3 separate regions of the Mus musculus genome follow, and regions 2 and 3 are each linked to region 1. A link is a loop called in an ENCODE intact Hi-C map of the cell type or tissue named here. Cell type or tissue: left cerebral cortex. All regions are shown on one strand. Region 1 holds the start of Vps26c (VPS26 endosomal protein sorting factor C). Region 2 overlaps Dyrk1a (dual-specificity tyrosine-(Y)-phosphorylation regulated kinase 1a). Region 3 holds the start of Pigp (phosphatidylinositol glycan anchor biosynthesis, class P).

Region 1 (8,000 bases):
CCTGTGTTTGTGCAAATTCTGGTGCTGGAGGTCAAGTGCTTTTCATCTATGGTTACTTCACTGTGAGATGGGATTTCTCACTGGCCTGGAGCTCACCAAGTGATCTAGGCGAGCTGGCCCACACGCCTCTGGAATCTTCCTGTTTCTCCTTCCCAGCTTTGGGGTTAAGAATAAACACAGCTCTCCCTGTTTCTTCATATGGGCTCTGGGACTGAACTCAGTTCCTCACGTTTGGTTAGTAGAGCACGTTGCCAGCTAAGTCACCTAGTCACGATTATTTGTTAACAAAGCAGAATTGGGGTTAAGAAATACCTTTGATGTGTGTGGAGTGCTCAGTCACAAATGGGACATCTCTATCACACTCCCTTCCCCTAAGGCGCAGGACAATTGCAGAAGAGGAGAGGGGGCAGAAAGATTTTAAGATCCAGAGGTCAGGAGGACCAGAGTGAAAGTCTCTTCTGGAAATGCAGGACCACCATACACTTGAACTCACAGCAGCTGTGGTTGCTGCACAAGACCAAGCTAGCCAACAAACATTGCAGCATGGGGCTGAGGAGCTCTTGACAGCTGATGGCTTCTGAGAGGAAGAGTCAGTTTTCTTAAGAGAAGGGACCCTGGTAGGTCAACTATGCTCCAGGAGATTGGCCCACATCCATAAGTAGTACATGGGCAGCACAAGTTGGACTTGATGGGAGAACATGAATATGTATGCTTACATATTTATGTATGTGTGTGTACAAAAAGAGGAGAGGAGTTAGGCAAAGAATGTGGGGTGAATATGCTCAAAATACATTGCATGTGTATATGAAATCCTCAGAGAGTAAAAATATTATATATTTAAGAAATACTTTTGATATAGATTTAAGACTTGGCATTAAAGACAGGCTTAAGGAAAAGACTGTATTGTATACACTGGAATGGGCATGGATTTCTCAATAGAGTTGCTTACACTTGGTAATCTTTTAGTTTTGTATTATTTGTTCCTTGCCCTAATATATTTGAGAATGTAGTCTTGATGGCTAGTTGGCTAAAATTCTTGTTAAAGTGTCTGCAATATACAGAGTTTGACTTTTTTTTTTTTCAAAGATGCATCGTCTTCCATCTGCTTACGTGGATATAGTTTCTTTCTCTAGGTTCTGAAGGGTGAGAAGTCCAAGATCAAGGTTCTTCCAGGTTTGGCATCTGGTGAGGCTTAGGTTTCATCTTCTAAGATGGTGCCTTGGACACCCCATTTGGACAGGCATACACTTGCAAGCACAGAGGTTATTCTTTTTAAGCCCCCGTGAAAACATAACGTTCCCAAATCATAAGTTTGTAGCCATGTCTAACATCTTGGCCCAAATTACTATAGACCTTGGGCCAGAGTCATCTAGTTGTGACTGGCCCACATGTATTACAACACTACAAATGTGTGCTGTTTTAAACTACTGAGTAACTTGTTATGGTACACTTGATGGTAGCTCTGGACCTGACTAGTCCTTCACAGTGGTCCTGAATTGGGGAAAAGGAATGGTCTGCATATCCTGAGTGCATCAGTCCTCAGACACAGGATGCCTTTGAAAAGGTGGCATGGTCCTGGGGACAACTGAGTTCAGTTAAAGGCAAGATTTGAAGAGCTGCTGAGACTCTCTTACCAGCAGCTCAGGGATCCTGTCCTTCAGTCCATAGGAGGACCAAGGGAGAGAACCCATTAAAAAGGCCCAGTGGGACTGTTGCTGTTGTCCTGGAATTGCAAGGAAGCCAATTACTGGACACTAGTGTAATGGTCACTACTGTAAACGTGACTGGATTCCAGGATTATCTTGGAGAAGAATCTCTGTGCAAGTCTGTGAGGAATTTTCTAGACTAATTGAGAAGATTCCCCTTAAGTGTGGGTGGCACAGTACACAGGATGGAGTTCTGGGATACATAGAAAGCAGCCAGCCAAGTACCAGCATCCATCTTCCTCAAGCTCTAGCTACCGTGACTCCCATACCATGATGGACTATACCCTCAAACTCTGAGCCACAATAAACCCTCTTTCATCATAACAGTGACAGAAGAAACTAAGGGCTAGAGAGATGGGTCAGTGTATTAAAGCGCTGGCTGTTTTTGTAGAGCACCCCAGTTTGATTCACAGCAGCCACAATGGCTCAGAACTGTAACTCTGGTTCCAGATCGGATGCTCTCAAGGCCTCCATGAGCGCACACAGATATACATGTGGACAAAACATCCGTGACATAAAAACTTTAAGACTAATATGCACATCGTATTCCAGTTTTCAATTAAAGAAAGATGCCTATTTGAGGGGTTATTTCCCAGCATTTAATAAAAGACATATATTTCTAATTCTGCTTCCACCAATTTTCCTGAATTCTCCCTCTGCGTGGTCTACACAAGATGGCCCAGTAAGGAACACAGGTGCACGGGCTTTGTGGTCTGGTGGTGGAAAGTGATCCGGTATGGGAGGATCATCATCCGTAGGCATCACATCGGTAGTGCCCATAGGCAGAAGAGTCTGATTCATCACCATGCTTGCTCATTCTTGTGTTTCAAGAGAGAAGATGACCAAGTAGGGATGGTACTGTAGACTGGTCACAAGAACACACACACACACACACACACACACACACACACACACAATCGGGGTGCACACATGGCAGTCGGAGGACAACTGGTGGCAATTGGTTCTTTTACCAGTGATGGAACCCAGGTTGTTATCAGATGTGGTGGCAAGTACTTTTAGTCACTAAGCTATCTCATTAGCTCAAGAGAACCCCATGAAGATAAGTTGTCTTTAACCATCTTGAGGGAACAGCATTTTCCTGGGGATACTTCTTGGATGCTGGCAGTAGGGTTGACAGAGAAAGACAAGCTGGGAACTATCTCCCATTCAAATGTCTGGGGAGAAGGCTCTACTAGCCTCCCCGTTATCCATGAACGTTGTCAGACACCGCAGTATGCAGAAAAGCAGGGATCAACTCTGAGAACTCCAGCTGTTCTCTATTGGGATGCTCACCTTACTTCCACACCAGAACCACAACTTCCATTTATTACCCTCACAAAAGACCTAGTGTCCCACTTGAGCCACAAGACTGTCAATTTGACAGTCTGATATTCAGTAGCTTAAAGTGACAAAATCAAACTTATTTAACATGAGATTAAGGGATGGAAAGACTTTAAAAGAACAGTGTTTGTGGAAAGTGGACTTTTGATTCTTGTAGGACGGCCTTTGCACTCAATAAACACTGGTAGTTCCTGGAAGGAGCGCTCTTCACAGTAGACCAGCCTTCCTTAACCATGTGTGCAATTTTCAAAGAGGAAATCAGGTACATCGTCCCTGGAGGAACAAGACTCTGTAAAGCCATATATGGAAGGAAAGGCTTTTCTTTTTCTTTCCTGCACTGAATTTGTGTCTTCCAAATATCTAAGCTGTGTCCCACATGATTTTTTTAGAATTGCTAGGAAAGTCTGTAGGTCACACGGGTAAGTCCTAAGGGTAGAGATGGGAGCTGAAAATAGAGCTGTGGATACTGAGAAACATTTTATCTTAACCTTCAAAAGCAATTGCAGCCGTCGTACATCGTTCTCGGCTTCAAAACACCTAGAGTCATTCACGAAACCACTTTACAGAGAAATTTGTTATCCTAAAAGTGATATATATTTAAGAAAATAATAATCAAGGAATTCAACAAATACCATTTCTTCACATCATTTTACGTAACAAAAACATCAAGATTTGACTTGCTTATCGGAAGAGTCAGTTTACACAATTCAGTAACTAGCATGCTGGCTAACCGCAATATCCCCCCTAAAGTTCGGCGTCCACTGCGGCAGGCTGCTGGAGGGAGAAAGGGGTACGCAGGTCCGTTTCCGCTTCGACTCCAACCTTCCCGCTCGCGCGCCCGCCCGCCCGGATACCCCACAGAACACCAAGACCACTTCCAGAGCTGGCGCCTGGGGAGTACCCAGAAGCCTCCGCGGCCGCGGAGCCGCGAGCAGCCGCAGAGCGAGGTCACCTCGCGCTTCCCGAAACCTTGGCTCTGCGTCGTGGGCGTGGCCTGAGGGGGCGTAGCTGCGGCCCTCCACCAATCAGCGCCCAGCAGGTCGCAAGCGCGGGGCCACGCCCCTGCGGTTGGCACGGACTCGTCCGCCCGGAGGATACTGGCGGTGGCGCCTCAGAACATCTGGCAGCAGACGCGGCTACAGGGATGGAGGAAGCGGATGACAGGAGGGGACACGTTCCTGCTATCACTTCCGGAAACCCACCTCCGAAACGCAGCCTTTCGCGCCGCACAGCCCGACGGGAAGGCAGCCTTCCTGTGTAAAAAAAACGCTGCGAAGCGGCCTCGCCCCCGCCGCGGGGCACGCCGGGAGAACAGAGAGCACACTCCCGCGTTCCGGAAGTGTGTGTGTGTGTGTTCGCGCGCGCGCGCGCGCGCGCGTGTGGGTTTCGTGCCCCTGTCCGCGCTAAGCCACGCCCTGTGCCCGAAGGAGGGAGGTGTGTGAGGTGTGGCGCGAAAGCCGGTCACGTGCCACCACTGCGGAAGGCGCCGGAGGGGCGGGTTCGTAGGGGGCGGGGCAACCGGGTCACGAGTGGCCGGAAGTTGCGGCCTTTGCGGATAATCTGAGATGGGGACCACTCTGGACATCAAGATTAAAAGAGCGAATAAAGTGTATCACGCCGGGGTAAGTGGAGGGGTGTTGGGCTTCAAGCTCTGCGGTCTCCAGCACGGCTCGCGCGGCCCCGACGCTAGATGGGCGTGCCCTGCGGTCCTGTCCAGTGTGGGGCTGGGGGCCGGCGGCAGGCGGGCGGGCGGCGGGCTCGAGCTGTCGCTCTGGGGGTGAAGAGCAGATGACAAACGCCCCTTTCTGCAGAAGAGCTTTCAGAACAGACATGTGTGCTCCAGGCTGTGGTCAATCCTAAAGCAGAGTTCTCTTGTAAGCCTCTCACCGCGGCAGGATCCATTACCCTAGTTGTAGAATGCAATCGCCCTGTCTCTACCTCCGGAGACACCAGCACAGCAGCCGTGGAGTCACAGCTAGCTTCTGCACACAGTTCAGTGGATACAAATGCAGCGTGGTGTTGAAAGGGAAAAACATCCCAGGTGAACATCTTAAATGGACGCTAAAGGCTAGAAACCTGATTATTTTAAAAAGATTCCAGTGAGCCACCCCACTTCCATCCTCACCACACAGGAAGCTATATTCGTGATTTGTCTAGTAGACATCATTCAAAGACCCCTCCCCCACAAAACAAAATCCCAAACACCAAGTTGCCATCACCCCTTATAAAAGCGACTGTACTCTGGCAAGATGCACTAAGAAAGTGGAAACTCACTTATGCTAGATCACTGCGAAAGTATTTAGTTAGTTCATAAAGGAAACGATCTATCCTGCCTCAGTTGAGGCACACTGTCAAACCACTGCCATATTAAAGCTGTCAGTTTCATGAAAAGCAATTGGAGGCCAGGGGAAGTGGCTCAGATTGTAAAATAGTTGCCAGTACCGCATAAAATCAGACGTGGTGGTGGGTGTCTGTAATCTTACCACTTAAGACAGGGTCAGAACATTATGATCATCCTTAGCTGCATATTGAGTTTGATACGAGCCCAGGGGCCATAAGATAAGGGCTGGAGAGATGAATCCACTGATCTTCGGAGGGTCCAGTTCTCAGCTGCCATGTCAGACCATTCACAACTCCCTGTAACTCCCAACTGCAGGGAATCTCACACTTCTGGTCTGATTGGACTGCACTCACAGACACAGTGTATAACATAATTTGAAATAAATCGTTTTAAATGGTAAGTCAGTAAAATTGTTGGGGTTTTTTTTGTTTGTTTGTTTTGTTTTTTTCCGAGACGGTTTCTCTGTGTACCCCTGGCTGTCCTGGAACTCACTCTGTAGACCAGGCTGGCCTCGAACTCAGAAATTCACCTGCCTCTGCCTCACAAGTGCTGGGATTAAAGGCGTGTGCCACCATGCCCGGCCAGTAAAATTGTTTAAAATGAAAGACACTAAAGGCAAGGACCAGAATGCAGTGCAAAGCGTTTGTCAAACAATTGTGTCTGTGTTGAATTTCTCGGTGTGTCTTAGTCACAAGGGAGCCCTTTCATATGCTGACCTTTGCCATGGTAACCTTAACCGCTAGATGTGGTGTGTATAAGTTTCCGCATGTGTATACAGAACAAAAGTAAATGTAGCAAAATAGTAACAGTTCTGAGGCCAATGGAAAGCGACATGACTTTTTTCTTGGTTAATAGTTTTGTAGGAGGGGGCTGGTGAGATGGCTCAGTGGGTAAGAGCACTGACTGCTCTTCGGAAGGTCCGGAGTTCAAATCCCAGCAACCACATGGTGGCTCACAACCATCTGTAACAAGATCTGACTCCCTCTTCTGGACAGCTACAGTGTACTTACATATAATAAATAAATAAATCTTAAAAAAAAAAATAGTTTTGTAGGGATATAATTTATATATACACACAGATGTTAGAGATATAATTTGGATACAGCAAAAACCAGCCCATTAAAACAGCTAATCTAGTGGTTTTAGTGTATTTATAGTGCTGTGCATCCATCCCCACTAAGTTTAGAAGGTTGTCACCAACTCCAAAAAAGCCCCCGTACTTGATAGCTGTTACTCCTCCTTCCCTGCCCCCAGCCCCAGGAGATCACACATATGCCACAGGATCTGCCTGTTGTAGCCTTTCACAGGACAAGAGTCCTCCTGGTTGTGGCCCTTTCTGACTGGCTTCTTTGACACAGCATGTTTTCAGTATCCATGACTGTTGGAGCATGCTTGTTTCTATGGCTGAATAGCTCTGCTGTACCCATAGGCCACACACTGTCCTTGTCAGGTGACGTGAAAGATGGCCAAGTGCTGGATGGGGGTGTCTGTGGAGTGGGATGTAGAAAGCTAGCTTCCTCCAGGAAGAGCCATCCCAGCTCCGGGATCAGGAGGGTTAGAAAATGAGTCCCCAGTGGGACTGTGCACCGTTTACGTGGAGAGGCTTTAGTGGGCTGACTTTGTTATCTTCTGTTTTCCTTGGCTTAATCTTTTAAAAACCTTTGTGGCTTGACTGTTTAGCTTATTAAGTTTCAGCCTCCTCTTTAAAATCCAGACATCCCCAGTAAATGTTTTTTAGTAGTGATTTACTCCAGTGCAAGCCCACGTCACTCACCAGGATCTGCTGGAAAGGTCAGGGACCCAGGATAGGGAATGGACTGGTGGTAGGAGGATCAGACCACCCACCTAAACTCTGACCTGGCGTTTCTCCAGGGACATGAAGAGACTGCAGTTCAGTCATCTCTGTGGACTCCAGAGCAGTCCTTGTGTCCCACATGGGTTTCAGAAGGATTTGCTAATCAAATTTGTAGATTGAACAACTTACATGTCTTATGACTTCATCAGTATTTTCTTTTTAGGGGGTGAGTTTGGGGATTGTTTTGTTTTGTTTTTAGATAGGGTCTCTATATAGCTCTGAACCAGGCTGACCTCAAACTCACAGAGCTCTACCTGCCTGTGCTTCCTGAGTGCTGGGACCAGTATGATTTTTTTTTTTAAAGATTTATTTATTATATGTAAGTACACTGTAGCTGTCTTCAGACACTCCAGAAGAGGGAGTCAGATCTCGTTATGGATGGTTGTGAGCCACCATGTGGTTGCTGGGATTTGAACTCCGGACCTTCGGAAGAGCAGTTGGGTGCTCTTACCCACTGAGCCATCTCACCAGCCCCCTGATTTTTTTTTTTTAAACACAGGTTACTTAGAAATATCTAATTTTCCCCTAATATAATAATTTCTAATTTTAATATTTTAAATGTTAGGAAAATTTTATGAGCAGAATTACAATGCAGGATTTAGGAATGTTAGATTTTTGACAGCATTAGAAATGCTAGAAAAAAAGACAATAAAATGGGAATGTTTATGATAATTTAGTCATAGTCAATAGCTATAAACATACTGTACATTTTATATGACCTCGGTAATTCTTTTATTGTCATAAGTCTTCTCTGTGA
Region 2 (8,000 bases), 92 kb before region 1:
CAAACTCTGATTTGACTATTTAAGAAAACATGTTCCTGTTTCAAACAGTGATTATTTCTACGAACAAAAGCCAAACTGAGGCCGGGCGATGGTGGCGCACGCCTTTAATCCAAGCGCTCAGGAGGCAGAGGCAGGCGAATTTCTGAGTTCGAGGCCAGCCTGGTCTACAGAGTGAGTTCCAGGACAGCCAGGGATACACAGAGAAACCCTGTCTCGAAGAAAACAAAAAAACAAAAACAAAACAAAACAAAAAACAAAAAGCCAAACTGGCAAGCTACTGTACCTTATCACATCAAAAAATAGTTATAAAGCCTCAGGGATTCCCTCTGCCCCCAACCCACCCCAAAAAGTTTACTGTATAGCCCTGGCTGTCTTGGAACTCACAGAGATCTACCTACCTCTGCCTCCCAAGTGTTGGGATTAAAGGCATACTCCAGCACTGGCCAGCTGCTTAGAGATCTCTTTACATGAGAAAATATATTAGGGAAAATAAAATGTCATCACCATCAACAGATTGCTAATGGTTTTATTCTAATTTGTTCAACAGACCTGTAAACCTGTTATGTTCAGCTGTTATTGCGGGACCTTATCCATTCCAGGAAAAAGAAAGAAAGAGCATAAAGCTCCCAGGCAGTGTGGCGCCATGAAAACAACCGGCAGGTAAATACCCAGGGGAACAAGTAACCCAGCATGCGGTCAGAAGCAGGTCAGCCCAGCCTGTGTGCCAGCGTGAGACCTGGTGTGAGCTAACAAGAGAAAATAGGCTACTACATAAATAATAAACAAATAATAGTTCTTGATATACAGTAATGGTTCAATGCATATAGAGCAAGTGATAACACAGCCACCAAACAGTAAGACCATACACTCTGTATGTGAGGGGCATGGGTGAACTCTTTATATCCAAGTCCAGCCTGAACTGAAATGGTTCTTAATGGAACACATCCAACTGGTGTAGCGTGATTACAGGTGCACCAGGACATAAGAACTTATGAGATCAGCAAGTGTACAAGTCACAAATGTTACTTTTATGCTCATACAATGTATTCCAGATGATAAGTTTAAAGTAAAACAGCAACAAGCAGCAGCTTCCCCTCAAGAAGATAAGGAATTTACAGTCACAAAGATGGTTCACTTTATGAAGCCAGGCATAGCATCAAGTATTTATTTTAAGTATATGTCAACTAAAAATTCTCATAACTCAAAATATCTTTGTTTTATTCATTCCAAAATGAATGCCAAAAAAGCAGTTCAAGTGCATTGGCATTCAAAACAACATGCTAACTTTTCAGCTTTGTTCCAAAAAGTCTTCACCCAGTCATTTTTTTGCCTTATAAACCCTCAATTAATAAATCGGCATTCCAATCCCAAGCCACAGGTACGGGCACAAGCACAGAGCTCGGGCTGAGGGAGCAGAGCTTCAGTGCCTGCCGAGTACACAGCAGTCCATGCAAACTTCACTGCTAATGTGACAGCTACAGTTTATCAAAAACTCCCAGTTACGTACATGACATGATTTTGAACTGGAAACATGAAGAATAAAATGTAGAGCACTATATGTAATTTGACAAGATCTATCAGTTTCTCATACAAACAAGAAATTTAAGGTGACTCAGACAAGGATACTATTTGGTAGGATGGAACTGGGGGGATGGTGATTAAAGAGTATCTTTTGTGGGGCTATGGGGGGGGAGAAATTTAAGAAACTGCTAGCCCCATATGTGAATAGGTAGCACAGGGCCTACTGGGAGGGGCCATAAAAACCATTAATTAATACAGGGCCCTCCCTCCCTAGGTGGTGCTCTCAGGGACTGTGCACTGCTGAGCCTGGGTCACTGTTACATTATTCTGTCAGTGTCAACTTTCGCACTCTGGTTTCCATGGCTATCACTGCATGGTTTTACTATTCCTACACCGAATCCTGTCTATTTCTTTTGTTTCTTATGTGTCTGAGGGACACATATGGCCTAAGAATTCCCCACAGAAAAACAATAAAAACCTGCCCCACCTGCATCTAAATTGAAGTGACACTCTTTTACTCCTTGTCAATAACTACATGGCAGTCAAGACTTTATTTCTTCTCTCTGAACAAACTCCCCATCCTGTTCCTCTCTACAGCAGAGAATGGAAGCCTGTGCTGTAATATCCGAAATGAATTCAAGACCACCCAGTACATTCCCCCTTCGAAAAGGACTTTCCAAACTGTACTAGCAGGCCAAGTGCAGGGCCAGATAAGGAAGCTGGCTGACTAAACAAATGTAAAAACATAGTTTTAGCAGTCAAAATGATTAAACCTGCAGCTACCAAAATAATATTAGCTATTCTCAAAGAAATAACCATAACAAGATTAGCAATTCTCCTGCCCCCCACCCCACACTGAATTCTGACAAAGACCTTGTTGCGAGAATCCCCGACATCCCCCTGACGTTAATAGCTGTGACGTTAATAGCTGTGACGTTAATAGCTGTGACGTTAATAGCTGTGACGTTAATAGCTGATTCATAAGTTCAAAATGTACTATTACTTTGCTGACCAAATCATAATAACCCACGTTGGGGGCAAGCAAAGTGAGGGACTAGGCCAAAGGGTTACTGAGTCACTATACAAACCAACCAATGCCTGAAAGGGTTACTTGCTACACCAATGAGAACCTTGTTGCTCAAATCTGCCCCTTACAAAGGTATAAAAAGTGTGTTCTTTCTCTGTTTTGGGTCTCTCCTCTGGCCTGTGTGATGAAAGAGGAGTCCCCAACATGTTGGATCAATAAAAATCCTCATGCATTTTGCAGCAATGGCGGCGGTCTCTGTGATCCTGTGAGTAAGGGTCTTTTGATAAACTCCAACAGTGCCTCATTCTGGACTGTTTCCTTTTGTGCACTGAACTTCTTCCCCTTGTAGATGTCTTTTCCACATGTCTTACACCTCATGTTGAAGGGGGCCATCAGCCATACCACATACTGCCGGTCCTTGGGTAACTTGAGTTTTGGGATCTTTGATGGGTCAAAGTCAGGTGGGTAGTATTTAAAACTTTCTGTTCCGACATCTCTGCTTCCTGTTCAACAAACAAGTGAAGAAGCTGTTCTCTTAGTCCTCGCAGAGTTTCTCTGATTACGGTAATTCTGCTTAGTCTGTAGTCCAACGAATAATGGGCAGCTGTGGATAGGAAGTCCAATCGTCTACCAGTTACTCAGTCCCTCAAGGCTACTTGTTTCAGCTGGTAGATTCCAACAGATGTGCTGGCAAGTAAATGCAAGCAGAAGAATTCTTGAGTGAATCTTCCTTCTTCCAATGACCTCATGTAGGTCTCCAGCAAAAGGTGTGGCCCAGGTTAAAGGTGTGTACCACCATGCCTGGATCTGTGACTTGCTTTGTCCCAGATGACCTTGAACTCAGAGATCTCCTTGCCTTAGTCTTCTGGGATTCATAGCCACTGTGCCTCAAGATCTCCGTGCCAAGATCCAGGTCAGAAGCTTCTATCTCCCAGCCTCAAGATCAGGATCACAGGTGAGCCTTCCAATTCTGGATTGCAGTTCATTCTGGATGTACTCAAGTTGACAACCAGGAATAGCCACTATACCCCCTGATACACAGGCAAAACTGTTCCACTTCAGGAAATATCCTTGCATTATTCTTGTTGCTGTATGATGAAACTTCTCTGCCTTTCTTCAGTAACTATTACTTTCTCTGGAATGTTTAGGGTATATACTTTGAAATTTAGTTTTGTTGAGTTGTAACATTTTTCTGCATGCAATTAACTACCTGCTTATCTAAAGAAATTTTCATTCTAAAGTTCAAACCTCTTTTTTGCACCATTTATTTATTCGAGGCAGGGACTTTTTCATCTGTTTCCCTGACACAGGGTACCGTGCATCCCAGGTTGGCTGAGGATGACAGGCTTCTGGCCCTCTGCTCTTCTTGCCTGCTCCTCCAAGTGCTCCAGCACAGCTCGGCTGGCCTGCTGGGCACAGCGCAGCGCAGCCTCACTCACAATGAGCAGTCACTCTGTCAACTCACCTAAACCTCCAGCACCTAGGTGGGGGTTTTCCCTCTTTTCTTTCCTCCATCAATCCTACAGATTCTCTGGGCTTTCTCTAAGACATCAGGTCAGCAGGCATTTTTTTCTGCTGTGTTTTTTTTAACTATCTACGTAATGCTCTGTTATTCAGTTTTTCCTTTTTAAACGGTTTTAAAGATTATTTTTATTTTATTTTATATATATGAGTGTTTTGTCTGCATGTATGTATGTATGTATGTATACCATGTATGTGCCTGATGTCCATGTAGGTTCTGGAATTACAGTTAAAGTGATTGTGAGCTGTCGTGTGGGTGTTGTGGGCTGCAGCCAATTCATTATGTGCTCTTAAGCACTAAGCATCTCTGCAGTCAGCATGACAGCTAGCATCGATAAATCCAGCACTTCACATACCAAGGCTGAAGATTTGGGGTTCCAAGCCATCCTGAGCTTGGATGCAATCAAAAACCTACGTCAAAATAACAATAACAACAACAACAACAACAAAAGCAGCAGCAACAAAGGTGGCAGTGCCGACGCTGACCTCTACACCAGTGAGGAATCTGCATACTTGTCTGATAATCTTTGCGAAAACGGTAAATCTATACAGCGTTATATAAAATGTACTGCTATGAGGGAACAGCGAGATGGCTCAGTGAGTGCAAACCATCTGAGTTTGATCCCTGCATCCCACAAGGTGGCAGTAGAGAACCTACTCCTGACCGCTGTCCTCTGACCTCCACACAGCAGACGTAAAACACTCCCGGGAGGCTGGGATTCTGTCCTCAGGAAGCATTCTCTCTCTCTCCTGTTCTCAGGAAGGAGGTCAAAATATAGATTAAAATAAATAAGATCTCCTGTATTTTCATCTTCCCCAATTTTCCTTTCTTTTGTCCAAGATGATTCCACAACTGCTCAATTGGAGTCTATTTACAATAGTCTCTGCTTTGGCCAGAAAGGCAGCTTTAACTGGTTTTGGGAATCAGGAAACGCATACACACTTTGTTGGCTTCTCTGATATTCTCAGACTCGCATGATATGCTTCTGTGGGAGTCTTTGCTGGTAAACTTGGAACTCTTGGGATTCTTATTAAGCCCACTGTGCTTCCTTTCTTCTGCACAAACCCTGATACCACACCACTGTGATAGTTACTACATTGCTCCTACCCACTTCTCTCTACTGTTTTCCACCAAGTATCGTAGATGCGTTTATGGCATTGGAGGTTTTACCCATCTAGGTGTTTTCTGCCCACTTTTAGAGGAAAAAGGAAGTACCTATGTTAAGCTGTAACTCTGTAGAACCCTCACAGTATTTTGTATGTGTATGTGCATATTCATGTGTGTCTGGTGCCTACCAAGGCCAGATGAAGTGCCAGATCCACTAGAACTGGAGCTCTGGGTGGGAATCACACCAGTGCCTTCTCAAAGAGCGGACTCACTTCGCCAGGCCCTCACTCTCTTAGGTGTACAATGGGCTGGTCGGTATTTGTCAACTTGATACAACCAGACATATCTGAGAAGAGGGGATGCTAATATAGAAAATGCCTCTGTAAGACTGGTCTAAAAGACCAATCTGTGGAGTACTGTCTTGATTACTGACTGAAGGAGGGGGACCTAGCCCACTGTGGGTGGGGCCACCCCTAGGGAGGTCATCCTGGATGGCTTAAGAAAGCAAACTAAACAAGTACAGCAGCAAGCACATTTCACCACTGCTTCTGCTTCAGGTGGTTCCTGACTTCCTTCATTGATAGACTACGATGTGAAACTGTAAGCTAAAATAAGCTCATTCCTCCCCAAGCTCCTTTTGGTCATCATATTTTATCACAAAAAAAAGAAGACACCTAACTAGACAGACATTTACAAATTGGCCTTAAAATAAAAATAAAACGCTATAAGGACCAGTAAAATGGAATTTCCCCAAAACCCACACTGTAGTGAAGAACTGGCTAAGGCACGTGATCTTCTGACGTCCACGGGCACACTGTGGCAGAAGAGCATACCCACACATAGATAACGTCATTTTAAACATGTAATGAAAGTAAACATCTGCTTTTTTCTAAATTTAGTAGAGGTCTTACTACGTGTCTGTGTTCAGATATTTTTAAAGATTTATTTATTATATGTAAGTACACTGTAGCTGTCTTCAGACACACCAGAAGAGGGCGTCAGATCTCATTACAGATGGTTGTGAGCCACCATGTGGTTGCTGGGATTTGAACTCAGGACCTTTGGAAGAGCAGTCAGAGCTCTTAACCACTGATCCATATCTCCAGCCCTCATATTTTTATTTTATACTATATTTCATAAAAAACTTTATACTGTGTATGCACATGACACAATCAGCATTGCTTCTGCTTAGAAAATAAAAGCTAAAATCACAAAACAAGACCTGAAAAGAAATGGCAAATAATGAGGACCAGACCCTGAAGAGTGCATGCAGCAGACCATGAGAGCGGCTTGTGCATGAACTCTGGTAAGATGGCAGCTCTCCTGGAGACCCTGCAGACACACGTGGAGCAAAGGGTTCTAAGCACAGCCCTGGCCTGTAACGCAGGAAAAGGAGCCGCCATGACTTTTCACCTTCTGTGTATCTGAAACAGCTGAGCAGACGCTGCACCTCATGCTCCAGACAGTGCTCTCCCTGCCAACCCGATACAGCACTCCCTGCAACAACACTGCCACCAGAGACCCCAGGAAAGCCTAATGCTGGAAAGTGAGAGCTTATGTGACTTACATTAGTGAGAGCTTTAGAGTGTTCCAAATCACATGACCTGAGCTACATGCTCTTCAATACCTGTTAGTCATTTGTAAAACTGAGAATATTAATTTAAAAAACAGCTGGAGGCTGCAGAGTTAGCTCAGTGGTTAAGAACACTTGTTTTTCTTGCACAGGGCCCAGATTTGATTCCCAGCACCCAAATAGTGGTTCACAACCACCTGTAACTCCAGTCCCAGGGGATCCAATGTCCTCTTCTGTCCTCTGAACTGACCAGGCATACAGATGGTACAGAGGCACACATGCAGGCAGAACACTCATACATATGAAATAAATCTAAAGAACAGCTAAGCATGGTGACAAATATGTAATTCCGGAACTCCAAAGGCAGAGGCAGGGGAGGGGTGGGAAGGGGATGTCTGTGAGTACTAGACCAATCCTGGTCTACAAATGACGTTCCAGATGGCTAGGGCTATATAACAAAACAACCCTGACCCAAAAAGGTGGGGTAGGGGGAAACTGTGAATAAGCAATATCGAACTTAAACTAGGAAATGCACATGATAAATAAAAAAGGTTCAAAGAAGCACATGCCACAACTAATCCATCCCTAAGACCATTTAAGTTATTTCCAAGTAATCTAGACCTACCCACGTGACAAAGTTGGTGAGATTTGGTTTGTCTGCTATGTATTGTAATGCTAAATTCTATACCCAAAGATCTAGGCTTGCGAGGGAGTTCTCATGCTTACAATTTTTTGTTTTGATTTAAAACTATTAGTTAAATAAAATTGGCCATAGCCAATTACTGGGGTTACTAGAGGTAGGTGAGTTTGGAGTGACCTGGCGGGGGGGAGAGAGAGGAAGGAGGAGGAGGGAAAAGGACAGGGTAGAAGGAGGAAGCCGCCATGAGGGGAGAGGAACCATGAGCACAGGGCCAGGAGAAACAACAAGTGTCTGGGATTCACTGCTGGGGAGGTAGCCAGGCCAGCAGTTAGAAGAGAACATTAGAGGTTACCCCCCTAGTAATTGTCAAAAGCCAAATAAAATAGCTATAGTCTGAGTCTCATTTATTTATAAGCTAGTCAGGGATAAGCTTAAATTGGTTGTACCTCACAAAGTGACAGTAGGTCACTCAATGATGGGACAGTAGTCAATAGTAACATCAAACGCATGCTACCCAAGCTCACCATCATAAATGTATTCAATATGATCTCAACTGACACTGGCAGAGGCTGGGAGGAGGGGGTGCACTGGGGGAGGGGGGGAGACGGGA
Region 3 (8,000 bases), 160 kb after region 1:
GCTACAGTGGTAATAACTAAGAAAGAATAGGTACCAACAGATAAAGATGAGGTGACAAAAAGACAAGCCAGAAACAGATCCATACACAGAAACACTCAGCAGGCAAGTGAGATGCTACAACTCTGGTAAACAGAAGTCAAATTCAATATATACAACAGAGAAGGTGACAAGATGAATGAGTCACTAGCTCACAGCATACACAAAAACTGATTACAGGTGGATTATGAATTTAAGTGAGAAATGCATCATTTAAAAAATGTCTAAAAAGAAACACAGTGGACATCTTAGTATGTCCAAAGCAGGGGACATTTTCATTGGATATTAAAATTAAGAATTGGGCTGTACAATGTAGTTTAGTGGTTGAAAACTTGTGTCACATGCTCTGAGTTTTTTCAATGCACATTTAATAAAAAGTGCTCCCAGTTTGTCAGCTTAAAAAGACAATTCAGTATTCTTTAAAAGTAGGTGAAAAAACAGGGCCATGTTTTCCACACAAGGGAAACACCTGACGCTATGTGAAGAGTCTCAATCTCATTAATAAATGCAAATTTTAACCACAATGATGCACCATGTTGCACTACTGGCAAATACAAAGAGATCTAAGATAACAAGTGTTTAACAGGCTGCAGGTTGCCTAAAACTCTCATATAACGCTGATCAAAGTATAGAAACTGACAAAACTATTAAGTAAAAACACAAGCTGGTACTAACACTTCAGATCCAGTTTGAAATCATTTTATAAAGTTGAACATTCATACCCCTAAAAACCAGCAGTTCCACTCCTACTAAATAACTCATGATGCTGGGTACTCCAATCTATTCACAAAGCACTAAAGATGCTTTTGAAACTTATGTAATTCCCTCGAGCTACTAACGATATCTGAAAGAGTTCAGCATTGCAAAGGATAAATTTCTAGAGTATCAAAAGGACATTTTAAAGTAAAACTATGGTTTTTCCAAATACATAACTAGGCCAGCAGGTTGGCTCAGTGGGTAGGAGTGCTTGCCACCAAACCTGACAACCAGAGCCCAATCCCCAATCCACATGTGTCCTCCAGGCTCCCTGCATGTGCCATGGCACATATACCCACACAAGTAAATAGGTGTCAAACCTTTGTAGGTATTATAGCTAGTTTTATCACACAATTGAGTTGAATAAAAGTAATTAGAAACACTAAAAATTAACAGAAAAAAACAAATTATACCACTTTCTATATAAGTGGACAGAGGAAGTGCTAGAATTAAAAGAGGCCTTTCCAGCATTTTAAACTATTCTTTTGCTTTCCTACTTGCAGCTATACCATAGTTCTTCCAAGTGGGTGTGCTGGTTACATTTCTATGGGAAAACAGAACAGTCAAAATGCCCACCAACAGAAACAGAAGTAAACCGCATTATATTCATCCATCGTTACACAAGCAGTAAAGAATTAATGGCTTACATCTCTACGGAGTATTAGTTACTTAGAAACACAGCATTTAGTGAAAGTAAGTTTCAGAAGACTATACCCAGAATAATGTGCTTTACTCAAACACAGAAGCTATACACACAATTCAGTGCTAAATGATACACAAAAATCTGATAAAAATGTTTAAAATACAAGAATAACATGAATTCAGGATAATCACCTCTGAAAGTGAAATATTCAATACTGGTTAGGTTGATTCTTGGTCCCACTGGTAGACTTGTAAGTGTTCATTTGTTTTACTTCACAGTTTGTCAATAAATAAGTTACATGTATTCTGAATATATCAAGTACTACATCAAAGAGGAAAGGATTTAAAGAAAAACATCATACCTTTAAAGTGTTTTTAATTCTATCAGTTCACTTGCTGTGTGGGAGGTACATATAACATACCATGAAATCTTATCTTTACATCAGCCAAAGCAACATTAGATAACATAACTGTTCATTTCAATGAATGTTATGAGGACCAAAATCATTAAAGACCGAACCAACCAGCTGTGAGAGTTTAACCCATTTGCTGTCACATGGCTAGACAAAAGGCAGTCTTTTAAGCAAATTTAGCAGAAAGCTAAAGTCATAAATAAGATGGTCAGTAAAAAGAGGAAAAAAAAGTTTGTTAGCAAGCATGTGAGGAAATGGGTGTTCTCCATATCAGTGACCATTAAAACTGGTACAACCACTTTGAACGTTTCTATCATATCTGGTTAAGTGGAAGATGTATATATTCTACTACCCAGCAAAATTATGCTTAAGGGTATGTCCTAGAGAAACTCCAAAAGTGTGCACAGCAAACAGGTACAGAGATATTTATTGCAGGACCGTTTTAAAGAGTAAAGACTATAAACAATTCCAAAGTCCATCAAAATGAGTACAATGCAGTGCTATACCAACATTTATAATAATTCAAAGAAAGTACAATTATTCGATTTATTCATATATAAATCTCAAAACGTGATGCTGAGTGAAAAAGCAAGTTGCAAAAAGTCACAATTTTATATCACTTTGGTTAAAAACAAATACTATGTATTGTTTATATATTCACCATTACCAAATTATAAGTTATGCATGGAAATGATACACACAAACCTGAACACAGTGGCTATCTCTAGGTAAGGAGGGGCTCAAACTCTCAGCATCTCCAAAAATGTTTAAGCTTTTTTTTGTTTGTTTTTGTTTTTGTTTGTTTTGGAGAATCTGAAGTAAATTTGGCAAAAAAATAAATATATAACAAACAAAATGGCCTGATTTGGTTAGATCTACCTGTGTTTAATCTCTAAGTATTCCAGAAATTAAAAGAGAAAAAAGGAAAATTAAGCAACAATAAGAAAACCGAGCAGGAGAGAAAGACAATCCGCAGCCCTTGAGCGCAAAGCACAAACCCCTGACAAGCACAGTAGTGGCAATTGAATCCCTAGGAGAGTTTTACCGTATAACAAACCCATTTTTCTTAAAATAAAATACACATTTCTTGAAAGAACGTGTTCTAACTAGAGCTGTGGTTGTGAGAAAACTGCCCCGGAGAGAGCAGTAAAACCTGTATGATTTCAACCCTGTTCCCTTGATCCCTCGCCAGAGTCCAGAGCTTTAAAAGGCTGCTATAAACACCCTGCAATACCCAGTGTTAGCCATCGCCTGGTGAGAGGCACAAGCACAAACGGTGGAAAGAATTTGCAAACTGAAGGACGTCTGGAAACTACAAGCTTCTGAGAAAGGTACCGTGCAGTGGTACCGACACACCCTCGGCTTCATTTTGGTCCTTTGTCCCCCCACCCCCCTAGTCTGTCCCCTCCCCAATAGGAGATGGCAGCCCAGGCCTCAGTGACGTCGCCAGCACTGCGGAGCAGCAGCCCTGCGCAGGCGTAGGAAAAGGCTGCAGGTGGGGAGGTGGGGTGGGGGGCAGCTCTGCGTCCCTCCCGGGTCCTCCCAGAAACGGGGGTGGGGGTGGGGGGGAGAGGCGCGCACACACAGACCAGGGGCAGCGCGCACGCGCGTCACCGCAATTCCAACCCCGCGCACGCCACAGGGCCCCTACACAGCGCACCTTTGGGGACCCTCGAGGACGCACGCGCGCGCCTGCCACTGCAGCCTGCCGCAGCGGCGGGTGGGCGGGCGCGCGCGGGTGCTGAGGAGGGGGCGCGCACACCACAGGGAAGGCAGTGACAAAGGTGGGAGGGGAACCACCATCCTCAGAGGATGAGAAGGACGCCCACGCCGTCGTAGGGAAGGGAGAGCGTAGGAACAAAGCGGGCCAGCCGCAGACCCAGAGGCGCGTCCCCGAGCGCTCGGAACGCGGGAACGGGTACCTGACCCGGGATGTCACCCGCACGCCAGGCGACGCGCACACAAAAGACCCCCCTTCTACCGTTAAGGACGCCCGAGGGTCACTGGACAAAGGGAACACACCCACAAGGGCAAGGGCGGCCACACCCCCTCAGCGCGCGGGCGCTCGGCGAGACGCGCGGCGACGCGCACACCCACACTCACCACACACCCACGGAGGGAGGTGTGGAGCGCCCCGATGCCCGGGCATCTCGGCTGCGGCGGGACGCGCAGACGCTTCCGTGAGCCCCGCCGCGCGCAGGGTCTGCACTCACCCGGGCCCGCAGCCCGCGAGCCTCAGACGCGGGCTGCCGACGCCTCCGGCCCTCCACGTCAACCAGACCCGCAGAGCGAACGCTCCGCGGCTCCTGAGGCGGGCGGGTCACGTGGCTTAGGGTGCGCATGCGCAGTCGCCGCGTCGCCCCCTCAGCTCGGTGGGGTGGGTGGTGAGACCGTGCTAGCCCCCTCGCTGCGGTCGCGGTGCGCCTGCGCCAAGCGGCGGGGGCGCCTGCCAGCCTCTGCTTTTCCTCAGGTTTTTTTTTTTTTTTAATTTCCGCCCACGCTGCGGGGGTAGCTGAGCCGCGCCTGCGCATTGGACTGAGTGGGGCTGAAGGGTGGGGACGGGTGGGCGTCGGTGCTCGCAGGACTCAAGGTCCCGGGCCTCCTGTTTCCTCTGAGCCTCACGAAGGCTGGGACAGGGCCCATCATGAGAGGGCAGGACTCGGGGCCTCTGTCCAGCCCGGGCCCCTTCCTCGCCTCAGAGGGTCCGAGGTGCGCATTTTCCCCGCAGCGCGCGCTCCCGCCGCCCCCTCAGCTGCAGTGGCGCGCGCGCGCGAACATCCGCAGTGGCTGTGTCCGCAGCAAGCGATGAGATTATGTAACAGACCATTGGTGAAGGGGGGCGGGGGGAGATGTCTGACGACGATTGTGTTCCTTTTCCACAGATTGTCTAAAGCCACAGGGAAGATGGTGGAAAATTCACCGTCGCCATTGCCAGAAAGAGCGATTTATGGCTTTGTTCTTTTCCTAAGCTCACAATTTGGCTTCAGTAAGTACTGGAATGATGGATGGCCAAGGCCCTTAATGGTATTGAGAACCAGGAAATAATGTGTTTGTCCTTAGAACGTACACACATGAACTGTTGATTCTTTCTACCTGTGTCTCTTCACGAGTCCTAAAAGGGGTACCGTTTGTTTGCTCAGTTTATGTATGCAGTTCTAGATGAACTCTCCAATATTTATTTAGCACTAGGCTTGATGCTAATGTGAATAAAACCTGGCCCCAATCCTTGAGGTCATAGTCATGTGGAGAAGCATAGTAAACCCACAGTTCAGAGAGCATGATGAGTGCCCTGGAAGAGCCTTGGAAGGTTTAGAAATTGGGGTTAGCTACCTCCAGGCCACTCCCTGGCAGTTCTATCAGAATAAGTCAGGAAGGACCATGGATAGAGTCTCTGAGTGAAGGCCTGTGAAGGTTTGGAAGTGAGATGCTTATAGCTCCAGGATAGCATGCTGTAGCTGAAGAGTGAAGATAATGGGCCAGAGAAGTCAGGTGTAAGAATGTACCCTTAACGTCTGGGATCTGCATTAATGCCCACAATGTTCCATTTTGTAGATGAGGCCACTGAGGCTTACAAAACAAAACAAAACAAAAACAAAGAACAAAAACAAACTTAATATGACCAACTCAACAAACAGAACCAAAGTCCCTCTTCAAATAGTTTGGAAGATATGAGGCAATCAAGTGGTAGAAAATTGAATGCCCACAATCCAACCTGGTCCTTGATAGAAATCAGAATGTCTATGTGGAGGTATCCTTCCCAATTCTTAAGTGAAAAGTACTAGCTTAGCTGTAGTGTAGTGGGATGAAGAAGCTACAGTTACTGGCTCTTTCGTGGAATCATTGTTTGGCCTGAGAGCTTTGTGTTTTGCATGAAGTGAACCTGTGAAGTAGGTGCTGCCTTGCTTCCTCAGTTTAAAGATGGGAATACTGAATTTAAGTAACTTGATCAAAGCCAAATAGCAACAGGACTGGAATTAGAACAGGTATACTGGCAGACTTCACTCTACTGAAGTCCTTTGACTCTTGTATTAACTTGGGTAATTTATGCAAAGAAGCTGCTTAATAAACATTAGCTGCCCTTTATTTCTATAAATTACTATTCAAAGAGGATTTTAAGGATTGGAATCTACAAGCATGTTAGATAAACCAAAACCTAATTGAAGAATTTACTGAGCACTTACTATGTATCAGACAGTGTTAGAGGCCAGGGAAAGGTAAAATAACCAAACCTTGTCTGCCTTCATTTGAGCTTTCTGCATACTTGGAGACGACAGATAAGTAAAACATATCCAGGAAGCAAAACAGGGATAGGGTGGAGGAGATTAAGGAGCAGGAAGAGCCCTCCTCATGTGCTGTGCTGCTGTGTGCTATCTTTTAATACTACAACTTACCATGCAGAAAGGAAAAGATCTCTGTAAGCATCTTTGTTCGGCACCAGAAGCTTACAGAAAGCACAAACCATCTCTTCAGGAGTTACTGTATTCCAGTCTTGGCATACAAAGCTCTGTAACACTTCATTCTTAAGACAAAACCCACCACTGCTGATGTAGCCTGAAACCTGTCTCCACCACTTCCTTTGTACAAATGAGTCCTTTCTTGTGTATAAAAATATACATGTGCGTCTCAGGACTGTTTTGAGGATTAAACGAGTTAGTCCATGTGGAGAAGTTTAGAATCTATTGTTAAAACACGGAGACAGCAGAAAAGGAGCCTACAAGACTGGGTATTGGTAGAAAGAAGATTGTACATAGACAGTCAGAACCAGAGGTGACAAGTTCCCTTTAAGCAACTACTTCTTAAGTAATTACTTCTTCCCTATGGAGAAACAATGAGCATGTAAAATGCAGGAGCAAATTCTAGCAATAAGTTCCTAAGAAATATGTCCATAGACTTTTTTTAAATTATCATTAAATTTGCTTACAATTCAAATGATATCCCCCTTCCCCGTTACCCCTCCACAAATCCCCCATCCCATCCCTCCTCTCTCCCCTCCCCTTTGCCTCTATGAGGGTGCTCCCCCACCCACTCACCCACTCCTGCCTCACCACTCTAGCATCCCCCTATGCTGGGGCATCAAGCCTCCACAGGACCAAGGACCTTCCCTCCTAATCATGTCGGATAAGGCCAATCTCTGCAGGATACTTATCTGGACCCATGGATCCCTCCATGTAAACTCTCTGTTGGTGGTTTAGTCTCTGGGAGTGCTGGGTGGTAGCCTTAGACTTTTTAAAGTACAGTATAAAAGCTAAGACACTAAAAACGTGTTAATATGGTAATTATGGTAAGTATTCTAAGACTGGTACAAATAAGGAGCTACAGATCCTGAATTTTGAGAGAGTGAGGCAGGCCTTTGGGGAGCATCTTTATTGTATATGAACCTTACAGACTAGACCATGCCTCACTAACATGTCTTCTCTCTCCCCTTACCCTCTACCCTGCAGTACTTTATCTTGTGTGGGCTTTCGTTCCCGAATCTTGGTTAAACTCCTTAGGCTTAACTTACTGGCCTCAAAAGTAAGTTTAATATTTCTTCAATGGGGAGGTAAAACTGATATTGTTTTGCAGGGTAATACTCTTCTCTAAAACCCAAGCCTTAAATCCTTATGGCTTTTAAAATCCATGAGTATCTGTGTTGAAATTGAATGTTGCTTTTATTTTTGTACTGGGGGAGGGTAGTGGGGGTATTCACATGTGCGTGCCCACGTTGTATGTGTAGGTGAACATATTTGCACGTGCATGTAGTGCCTCAAAGTTGATGTCAGGAGTCTTTCTTGAGGGTGACATTGAGCCCAGAGCTCTATAGTACAGCTAGTCTGACTAGCCGACTTGTTCCAGAATTCCCTGTGTCTGCCTCTGAGTACCAAACTTACAGCTGGCCTGCCACATAAGCTCAGCACATAACTGGGTCTGAGAATCCAGACCCAGGTCCACACACTTGAGTGGCAAGTGCTTTAACTAGTGAGCCACACCCCAACAGCCATACCCTAAAGGTTATTAATATATCACTAATTAAAGGTGGTGGGGCAAACATTTATCTCCGTTTCCTCCTAAAATCATGCTAAAATTATACTGTTGCCGGAAAATCTTTTAAAGGTATAAGCATACAAAATGGGATAGTAGGTAAGATATTAACAAAATTTTAGGACATGCTTC

What was found. A loop is a pair of places that touch in the nucleus more often than their neighbours do. Peaks named below come from ENCODE experiments on the same cell type or tissue, not always from the same donor. Only the 100,000 strongest peaks of a DNase experiment are listed, where the experiment ranks them.
Region 2: a loop joins it to region 1, with 2.5 times the contacts of the local background. A loop is called at or near these places in 19 of 42 quality-filtered maps.
Region 3: it touches region 1 in a loop (10-fold over the local background); 5 of 42 quality-filtered maps call a loop at or near these places.

The regions. Positions count from the first base shown.
Region 1 is chr16:94,523,007-94,531,006 of GRCm38, reverse strand. It overlaps Vps26c (VPS26 endosomal protein sorting factor C), which reads left to right and starts at 4,378. Exons shown (of 8, transcript NM_007834.3): 1 at 4,378-4,669. The coding sequence starts at 4,613. Gm31323 (a long non-coding RNA gene) reads right to left here. Exons shown (of 5, transcript XR_876278.2): 5 at 7,675-8,000. In left cerebral cortex, no CTCF peak of the experiment used is centred here; DNase peaks (open chromatin) are centred at 4,187 and 4,931; H3K4me3 peaks cover 2,821 bases; H3K27ac peaks cover 2,350 bases.
Region 2 is chr16:94,615,423-94,623,422 of GRCm38, reverse strand. The region is part of intron 2 of Dyrk1a (dual-specificity tyrosine-(Y)-phosphorylation regulated kinase 1a); the gene reads right to left. Among named protein-coding and RNA genes, the nearest start is that of Dyrk1a, 49 kb to the right of the region's middle. In left cerebral cortex, CTCF peaks have their summits at 4,704 (motif pointing right) and 6,188 (motif pointing right); DNase peaks (open chromatin) are centred at 4,380 and 4,713; H3K27ac peaks cover 868 bases.
Region 3 is chr16:94,366,922-94,374,921 of GRCm38, reverse strand. Pigp (phosphatidylinositol glycan anchor biosynthesis, class P) reads left to right here and starts at 4,372. Exons shown (of 5, transcript NM_001159618.1): 1 at 4,372-4,556; 2 at 4,730-4,833; 3 at 7,289-7,361. The coding sequence starts at 4,492. Ttc3 (tetratricopeptide repeat domain 3) reads right to left here and starts at 4,183. Exons shown (of 46, transcript NM_009441.2): 1 at 4,061-4,183. In left cerebral cortex, CTCF peaks have their summits at 3,092 and 4,463; DNase peaks (open chromatin) are centred at 3,599, 4,237, 4,617, 5,079 and 2 more places; H3K4me3 peaks cover 4,563 bases; H3K27ac peaks cover 2,802 bases.